Linked DNA regions of Homo sapiens: region 1 is linked to region 2. Evidence: read pairs that join two places in POLR2A ChIA-PET (ENCODE). Cell type or tissue: PC-3. All regions are shown on one strand. Each heading gives the region's core, and the rest is flanking DNA. Links, peaks and the distances in the headings are about the cores only. Region 1 overlaps C2orf42 (chromosome 2 open reading frame 42). Region 2 overlaps ANXA4 (annexin A4).

Region 1 (4,397 bases), core at 124-4,123, 420 kb after region 2:
CTCTACTAAAAATACAAAAATTGGTCAGGCATGGTGGCAGGCGCCTGTAATCCCGGCTACTTGGGAGACTGAGGCATGAGGATTCCTTGAACCCAGGAGGCAGGGGTTGCGGTGAGCCAAGGTTGTGCTACTGCACTCCAGCGTTTGTGATGGAGCAAGATTCTGTCTCAAAAAAAAAAAAAAAAAAAAAAAATCAAGAGATTCTGTCTCTTGATCATTAATTTCAACCAACCAACCAACCTTTATGCAAGTGTGCTGACTGAGACTGAAAGAAGGAATGCAACCAGGTGTGGCGGCTCACACCTGTGATCTCAGCACTTTGGGAGGTTGAGGCAGGAGGACTGCTTCAGCCCAGGAGTTCAAGACCAGCCTCGGCAACAAAGTAAGACCCCTATCTGCAAAAAATTAAAAAAATTAGCCAGGCATGGTGGCACGTGCCTGTGGTCCTAGCTATCTGCGGGGACTGAGGTGGTAGGATCTCGAGCCTGGGAGGTCAAGGCTGCTGTGAGCTGTGATCAGGCCACTGCACTCTAGCCTGGGCAACAAAGTGAGACCTTGTCTCAAAAAAAAAAAAAAAAAAAAAAAAAAAGAAGGAACACTTTTCATTTGAATTATCTAGCAACTGTTTCTGAAGGTTGCTAAGACAATCTCCAAATGCATCAGTGGAACTCTTTTCATTGCAGTTTTAGAAAAACGTAATAACCACATCAACCATACCACCTACCGCTGGAATCAAAATTTAGGAAGTCTGAGAATTCCTGAGCCAGTGTCTCATCACTGGCAAAGGCACAGATGCAAGCAAAGAAATGAATGCATCTCTGGGCTGTCTCATCCTTGGAGGCATTTGACTTGTGCGATTTCAGAGTCTGACAGGAGCAGAAGAAGCGGCGCTCAGGCAAGCTTTTGCCACTGACTTTCTGCACAAAAGATGTATGCAAATACCCCAAACTGTGCTTCTGGCTTGCCTTGCATTTCACCACCAAGATGTTTTTAGTAATTCTCTGCACCAGAGGACCTGTGGGTTCCGTGGCCAACTGCCAGATGGTCTGTTTGGTTTCCGGGGAGGCCTGCATTGCATTCAGGACCGAGCTCTTCAGGGTCAGAGGGGTGGCCTCTGCCTGGCAGTTCACCGCCAGCTTGATGTGCTGGCACTGGTTTTCCACAACGCCTTGAGTGGCAGCTTTCAGGCATGAGGGGACATAACACCGTCCAGAGCTCAGCTGAGTGATGATCGTCCCATCCACTGTCTGGATTGTTGTCTCTGAAACCCCGAGCTCCACAAAGCATCGGTAATCAGGGCCCCGGTCTCTTTGCCGCACTGAGTAGACCTGAAGATCAGAGCCTGTAATGATTTTGACAGCTTCAACACTAGGCTGCTTGCGTGCACCGTAGCGGAATATGGTTCCACATGTCTTGTTCTTACAGCTCAGTCCCCGGGTTCCATTGTATGTGCCACATCGGGGACACTTTCTGATTCCCCTCAATGTGGCCTTCCCCAAATCAGATAAGAAAGCTGGGACTTTAGTCCTCAGAGAATTTGGTTCCATTTTTCAGAGGCCCTACAAAAGACAATACATCCAACAGTATGAGTATACCTTCACACACAAAAAGTTAAAATCACTTATGATATTTAGTACAGAAGGCAAAATATAAAAAAGCTATCTACTATTTTTTTTTTTTAGACGGAGTCTCGCTCTGTCGCCCAGGCTGGAGTGCAGCGGCGCGATCTCGGCTCACTGCAACCTCCGCCTCCTGGGTTCAAGTGATTCTCCTGCCTCAGCCTCCCGAATAGCTGGGACTATAGGCACCCGCCACCACGCCCAGCTAATTTTTGTATTTTTAGTAGAGATGGGGTTTGACCATGTTGGCCAGGCTGGCCTCGAACTCCTGACCTTGTGATCCGCCTGCCTCAGCTTCCCAAAGTGCTGGGATTACAGGTGTGAGCCACGGCGCCTGGCTGCTATCCACTATTTTTAAACTGTACCACAAAACAACATAAATTTAAACCTACAAACAAAATGAAAGTGGAAACTGCCTTTCATACCTATTTTTTTAAATCCTAATAATCAAAGCATTTCTCCAGATTTAACTCTGTTCTATATAACAACGGAAGTTAGTTAACCTAATCTTTACATGCCCAGATGTCTAACTTCAGCAAGAATTAGAGAACATGAAAGATGAGTTTTTTTCCCTTCCATCATTCCCCACAAAACCTAGCCCAATCCTACCTGTACCAGCTGCCAAGGCATCTGGAAAACAGTGTAACCTGAATTCATAAGACTTAAAAGGTGTTTCATTAGTTTCTAATGATCAGGTGAAAACACGATCATTTGCAGACTAATGATAACTGCTTAACCCAAAATCTTCTGAAGTTTGAGCTGTATGGTGTAACAATGCAGACATTCTGCCTCCTCCTTCTCCACCAGCCAATGGCAAAGCTTCTGCCCAATGTTCCGCAAATAAGATTCCCACTTCCCTAAGTGGAGATCTTGATAGTCTGCGAGTAAAACAAGAAAAAATATTAAAGTTATACAAAGACAGGATGATTCTTTCGTTAGAAATCAAACAGAATAGGAATCAAAGTCTTTCACAATTACTTGAGAAATATTTGACAGAAATGATTATGGAAATGGGTTAAGTGTTTTGTACTTCCAACTGTAAGGAAGGTAAAAAGGTGCTAATGTCATTACAAAGGGGGTTGTCAAGAACACTTTAGAGGTCTGGCATGGTGGCTCACTCCTGTAATCCCAGAGATTTAGGAAGCTGAGGTGGAGGATCACTTGAGCCCAGGAGTTCAAGACCAGCCTGGACAACATAGTGAGACCTCATTTCTATAAAAAAATTTAAAAATTAGCTGGGCATGGTGGTGTGCACCTGTAGTCCCAGCTACGTTGGAGGCAGAGGTGGGAGGATCACCTGAGTCCAGGAGAGCAAGGCTGCAAATTGTGCCATTATACCCCAGCCTTGGCGACAGAGCAGGACCCCATCTCTTTTTTTTTTTCTTCTTTGAGATGGAGTCTCACTCTGCTCACCCAGGCTGGAGTGCAGTGGCGCAATCTCGGCTCACTGCAACCTCCACTTCCCAGATTCAAGCGATTCTCCTGCCTCAGCCTCCTTAGTAGCTGGGACTACGGGCACATGCCACCATGCCCGGCTAATTTTTTGTATTTTTAGTAGAGACGGGGTTTCACTGTGTTTCGATCTCCTGACCTCGTGATCTGCCCACCTCAGACTCCCAAAGTGCTGGGATTACAGGCGTGAGCCAATGCGCCCGGCCGACCCCATCTCTTTAAAAAAAAAAAAAAAGAACACACCTAGAGCTATGTTATATAATTGGTCAATAACTCATCCTTCCTAATAGTAATACATCACATTTTGAGTGCTTTATGCATTTTTCTGCTCTCTTACCCAGGCTGGAGTGCAGTGGTGTGATCACAGCTTACTGCAGACTCAACCTCCTGGGCTCAAGTGATCTTCCTGCCTCAGCCTCCCAAGTAGCTGAAACTATAGGTACATGCTGCCATGCCTGGCTAATTTTTAAAAAATTTTTTGGTAGAGACAGGGGTCTCACTTTGTTGCTCAGGCTGGTCTCGAACTCCTGGCCTCAAGCGCTCCTCCTGCCTTGTCCTCTTAAAGTGCTGGGATTATAAGTGTGAGCCACACAGCTTCATTTACTCAGTAAAAATTACAGTCGGGGACTAGTTCATAGCACCAATGAAAAGGTGGACATTTTAAAACTATTCTTATTTGTACTTTCCAATTTGTTAATCAGTGGATAGAAGATGTAGAGAGAAAAAAAAATTGTTTTGAGACAGTCTTGCTCTGTCACCCAGGATGGAGTGCAGTGACGTGATCTCGATTCACTGCAACCTCCGCCTCCCGGGCTCAAGCAATTCTCTGGCTAATTTTTGTATTTTTAGTAGAGATGTGGTTTCACCATGTTGGCCAGGCTGGTTTTGAACTCCTGACCTCCAGTGATCTGCCCGCCTTGGCCTCCCAAAGTGCTGGGATTACAGACATGAACCACTGTGCCTGGCCCTATTTTTTTTTTTTTTTTTTTTTTTTTTGAGACAGAGTCTCACTCTGTTGTCAAAGATGGAGTGCAGATCATGGCTCACTGCAGCCTTGACCTCCCAAGGTCAAGCAATCCTCCTGCCTCAGACTCTCAAATAGCTGAGACCACAGGTACGTGCCACTACACTCAGCTAATTATAAATTTTTTATAGAGATGGGGGTCTCACTATGTTGCCCAGGCTGGCTTTGAACTCCTGGGCTCAAGCAATCCTCCTGCCTCGGCCTCCCAAAGTTCTGGGATTACAGGTGTGAGCCACCATGCCCAGTGGTCTCTATTCTTCTTAAAAAATGTTTTAGGCCGGGCGCAGTGGCTCATGCCTGTA
Region 2 (4,397 bases), core at 187-4,186:
ATAACCCTAACCATGCTTGACACATTTTCTCTTTAAATAACAGTTATACTTGAGGAGAGGATTTTACTCATGATGCTGTGCAAAAGCCACATGGATTCCACTGGTTTGGACTTTGCCTTAGAGTGGGCGTTGCTAAGTGATGGATAACAGCAGCGTGCTTCCCTGAGAGGCCACTGTGAGCCTCTTACTTAGGTTGAGAACTTGACCTCTTACTTAGGTTTTATACCACCATAAAATGCACCCATCTTAAGTGGTTAGTTTGATGAGCCATCGTTTCTTTTAAGGAGTTAACATTTAAAATCAACTTTTAAAAATTGTGGTGAAATAAATACACATGAAATTTTACCATCTTAAACATTCTTAAATGTAACAGTTCAGTGACATTAAGTATATTCACATTGTTTTGCAACCATCACCACCATCCATTCACAGAACTCTTTTCATCTTGTAAAACTGAAACTCTGTACTATTTAGCTGTAACTCCCTCTTCCCTTTCCTCCAGCATTATCATTCTGCTTTCTGTCTCTATGAATTTGACTACTTTGAGTACATATAAGTGGATTCATGTAGTATTCATCCTTTTGTGACTGGCTTATTTCACTTAGCTTAGTGTCCTTAGGTTCATCAGTGTTATAGCATGTGGCAGAATTTCCTTCCTCTGTAAGGTTGAATAATATTCCACTGTATATATTCCACTGTATATATGTGTATACACACACACACACACACACACACCACATTGTGTTTATCCATTTATCTGTTGAGGGACACTTGTTTTGCTTCCACTTTTGGCTATTGTGAGTAATGCTGCTGTGAACATGGATGTGCAAACATTTCTTCGAGTTCCTGCTTCCTGTTCTTTTGGGTATATGTATACCTAGAAGTGGAATTGTTGGACCATATGGTAATTCTATTTTTAATTTGTTGAGGAACCACCATACTGTTTTTACGGTGGCTGTACCATTTTACTTTCTTACCAGCAGTGTAGAAGGGTTCAAGTTTCTCCATATCTTCACCAACATTTGTTGTTTTCTGTTGTTCTGTTTTGAATAGTAGCCATTCTAATGGGTATGAGTGGAGTTCAGTGAGTGTTGGCAGATGTATATATCCGGGTACACTACCCCAATCAAGGTAAAGAACATTTTCATCACCCCTTGATGTTGCCTCATGCTCCTCTACAGTTAGTATCCCTTCTGCCTCACCAGTGCCCCCAATCACTGGCCCCAGACAACCACTTTTGCACTTTCTAGCACTATATATTAGCTTTGTTCGTTCTAGCGTTTCATGTAAATACTTTGTTTGGCTTCATTTAGCCAGAATAATGCTTTTGAGGCTTATCTAAAACCCTAGTCTAAAATCAATTGTGGATGGAAAATAAACCGCAGTGTGACTGGAGTTCGATACTATGCTAATGGTTGGTTAGAGAATACCATGGGTCTCAGAAAGAAAGTGAGAGGAGGAGAGGGGGGCTGAGGAAGCAGGAGAGGGCCCTTCCTAGCAATGAGGCCTTCAGGAAGCCCAAAGAGCCATAGCAATTAATGCCAGTCCTATGGCTTCGGGGGCAGCCAGTTCAATTAATCAGCAGGCATTTCTTGCAGGCCCGCTATGTGCAAGGCACTGCTAAAATTTAGAAACAGGAAAGTAGAGGCCCAGGATGAGAATTTGGAGAGGGAAGATGCTGCCTTAGAATTCATACAACTGGATAATGCTTTTGTCAGAGGACAGACACACACAGAGGACCTTACGGACTTGGTGACCAAAAGAACCACAAAGGAATCTAGTTTGACTTGTTGGTAAATGTGAAAGCCTGAACTCTATACGCCACAGATGTTTTTCATGTGGGTAGATTTGGTAACCCCACCTTAAACAGCTCACTAAACAGGTAATGCTAGAATACTGTAGATGTGATAAAGATTACTTGGAGAGAACAGTAATAGAAGAATAGCTAACATCTGTTGAGTACACAATGTCTGCACCATTCTAAGTACTTACGTGATGTAATAACTTGATTAATTTTTGCAGTTGTCTTATAAAGGAACTATTGTTATTAACTCTTTGTTACCCATGAGGAAACTGAGGCACAAGAGATTATACCTTGGCCCAAATCACCCAGTTAGAAAGTACCTTTAGGAGGATTATAAACCCAGGTGGTTGTGCTCCAGGGCTCCAACCACTTTGTTATAGAGGAAGGATGGGGTGGTCATTGAAGGAGAAGTTTCCGTTTATCTGAATGGCCCATGATGTGAAATTAGCAACTAGGCCAGGAAGTTGGCTGCACCATAGTTAGACCTGTACTTTTCCTTTTTTTCTCATCAGAAGGGTGGCATAGATCACCCATCCTAGGGTGAGCTTGTGTTGCCCACAGTGCCAGCACCTTCCAGACCTTGGGTCAGCTGACAGAACCTAACATGTTATTACCAAGCACACTGCCCAGAAGGCAAACCCATCACTCGCCTGTAGATAGGCCTGTTTCCTAGCTATAAAGTGGAGGGGTGGGTCTGATGCGCTCTAAAGTCTTTTCTACCCTAACAATCCAATCTGGGAGAAATGCACTCTTTCTGGGGGGCAAGAATTTCCCCTCTATTTCTACTCCCATTTTCTTTGCATGCTTATATTGTAGCCTTAGAATTACTCTCTCATGTATGGTTTACTTCACATTTTGATCTGAAACAGGGAAAATCAACCTTGAGTGATCAAAAGAAGGGTTGTGCCTTTAAGCCTGGAGGGGCGCTGCCTCCAAAAGCATAAGCAACTGCCATCCAGGGCTGGAAAAAACATGTTGCAGCTGTGCCAACTCCATCTGAGGCTTTGAATGAAAGCCCATAATGTTTTCAGTTTGTAGCAAAAGCTAGAAGAGCTATTTTTGGCATTCCTTTCTCTACTGGTATATACTGGATAGTCTTAATATTGCTGGTGCTAAAATAAACATAACCAGATGGGGTCATTATATCTAACCTGTTTCGACACTGGATTCAGATACCCCGAAGTCATGATGCATCAGTAGTCTCTGAAGCAGGCTGTACTTTGGGAACTTTGCTATTGTGGTTGGATCAGCCATGACCTCCCAACCTAAACACAGGATGCTGGGCCCTGTTTTAAGGGAGGGCCACAGAATGTGCTTGGGTGGAATCTTTATGTCCCTTTTAGCTGGAGATGGCAAAACTCTGACCATGTGTCTGCCCAAAGAGACATATTACAGAGCCATGCCACGTTGTTCTCCCACCAGAAAGGCCGTATGGCTGAATTAGAGCGTGTGGGGATTAGAAATGCGCTGCTTTCTTGAAATGGCCACCAGCCTTGTACTAAACATGTTTGACCGGGGCCATCTGTCTGCCCGTCAAAAGTGTGGTCCAGTTTCCATCAGATAAGTCTGGAAGAGGACGGTTTTTGTTGTTGTTTTGTTTTTTGCATCCAGCTTGTTAAAAGATATGAAGAACGAGAAAGTTTTAGCTCAGCAAGAAATGTAACAATTTAAAGTTTTTATTCTGTCATGATTCTAAAAGCCTCTAGAATTGTCATCTGCCTTTTCACCTAATTATACGCATATGTACATACTCTTTATATATATACACTTTGTATATATTATGCATATTATGTAAATATATACATATGTACACATATATAATATTCATATAATTATACACGTATACACATACTATATAGTATATGCGAGTATATATTATAGCATGTATTCAGCATGGTATAATATAAAGGTCTCTAAAGACAGGCAGACCTATGAAAACATAGCTCTTATCACCTATTACTGAGTGACCTGGGGTACTATGCTTAACTTCTCTAAAACTTAAATTATCATGTCCAGTCCACTGGAAAATAATAGGGCAAAATGATATAATAGTGACAAAACACATAAGCATTCAGTACAACTAGCTCAATAACTACTTATTTTAAAATAAAGTCCCTCTGGCTCTAGAGGATGGAATAAGGAATACAAGGCCAGCTCTCCTGATGGTTACAGCTGCTTAGCAGTGGCAAAGCCTACCTGTGGAGGAGTGAGCGCAGGGCCAGAGAGAGGATGACTGGAAGCTGGGAGAGGACCATTGAGAAAGGTCGTAAAGTCTTTACAGCAGGAAGTTCAACCACGTCATCTCTGTAGCTTCCAGGATTTTTTTAAATGGCAGGTTACTCTTAAACCTACAAGGCATAGGGGATCATATACTGTCATGAAAGGTATACAGGCGGAAAGGAAAGTGTGCCGTTTAGTAAATCAAATGGTACCTGACATGGGGCAGGCATTCAGATAATGTGTGTTGAATGAGTAGGTGAATGAACATGAAACATCAGTAAAACTGTCCTGTAAGTCCCATGATAGAAATAATCAGCATTACTACCACATCAGCTTCTTGTTTCTCAGGTCACTGGACTGAGGGGAGGGAAAT

What was found. ChIA-PET counts read pairs that join two places held together with the same protein. Peaks named below come from ENCODE experiments on the same cell type or tissue, not always from the same donor. Only the 100,000 strongest peaks of a DNase experiment are listed, where the experiment ranks them.
Region 1: POLR2A ChIA-PET joins it to region 2 with 5 read pairs; 2 of 35 experiments call an interaction of 5 or more read pairs at or near these places.

What each region holds. Positions count from the first base shown.
Region 1 is chr2:70,180,439-70,184,835 of GRCh38, forward strand. It overlaps C2orf42 (chromosome 2 open reading frame 42), which reads right to left. Exons shown (of 10, transcript NM_017880.3): 2 at 2,229-2,497; 3 at 725-1,559. The coding sequence starts at 1,547. Among named protein-coding and RNA genes, the nearest start is that of C2orf42, 8.4 kb to the right of the region's middle. RefSeq lists an enhancer at 856-1,255. In PC-3, for the core only: no CTCF peak of the experiment used is centred there; no DNase peak of the experiment used is centred there.
Region 2 is chr2:69,764,365-69,768,761 of GRCh38, forward strand. All of the region lies in intron 1 of ANXA4 (annexin A4), which reads left to right. Among named protein-coding and RNA genes, the nearest start is that of ANXA4, 24 kb to the left of the region's middle. In PC-3, for the core only: no CTCF peak of the experiment used is centred there; a DNase peak (open chromatin) is centred at 1,827; H3K27ac peaks cover 1,300 bases.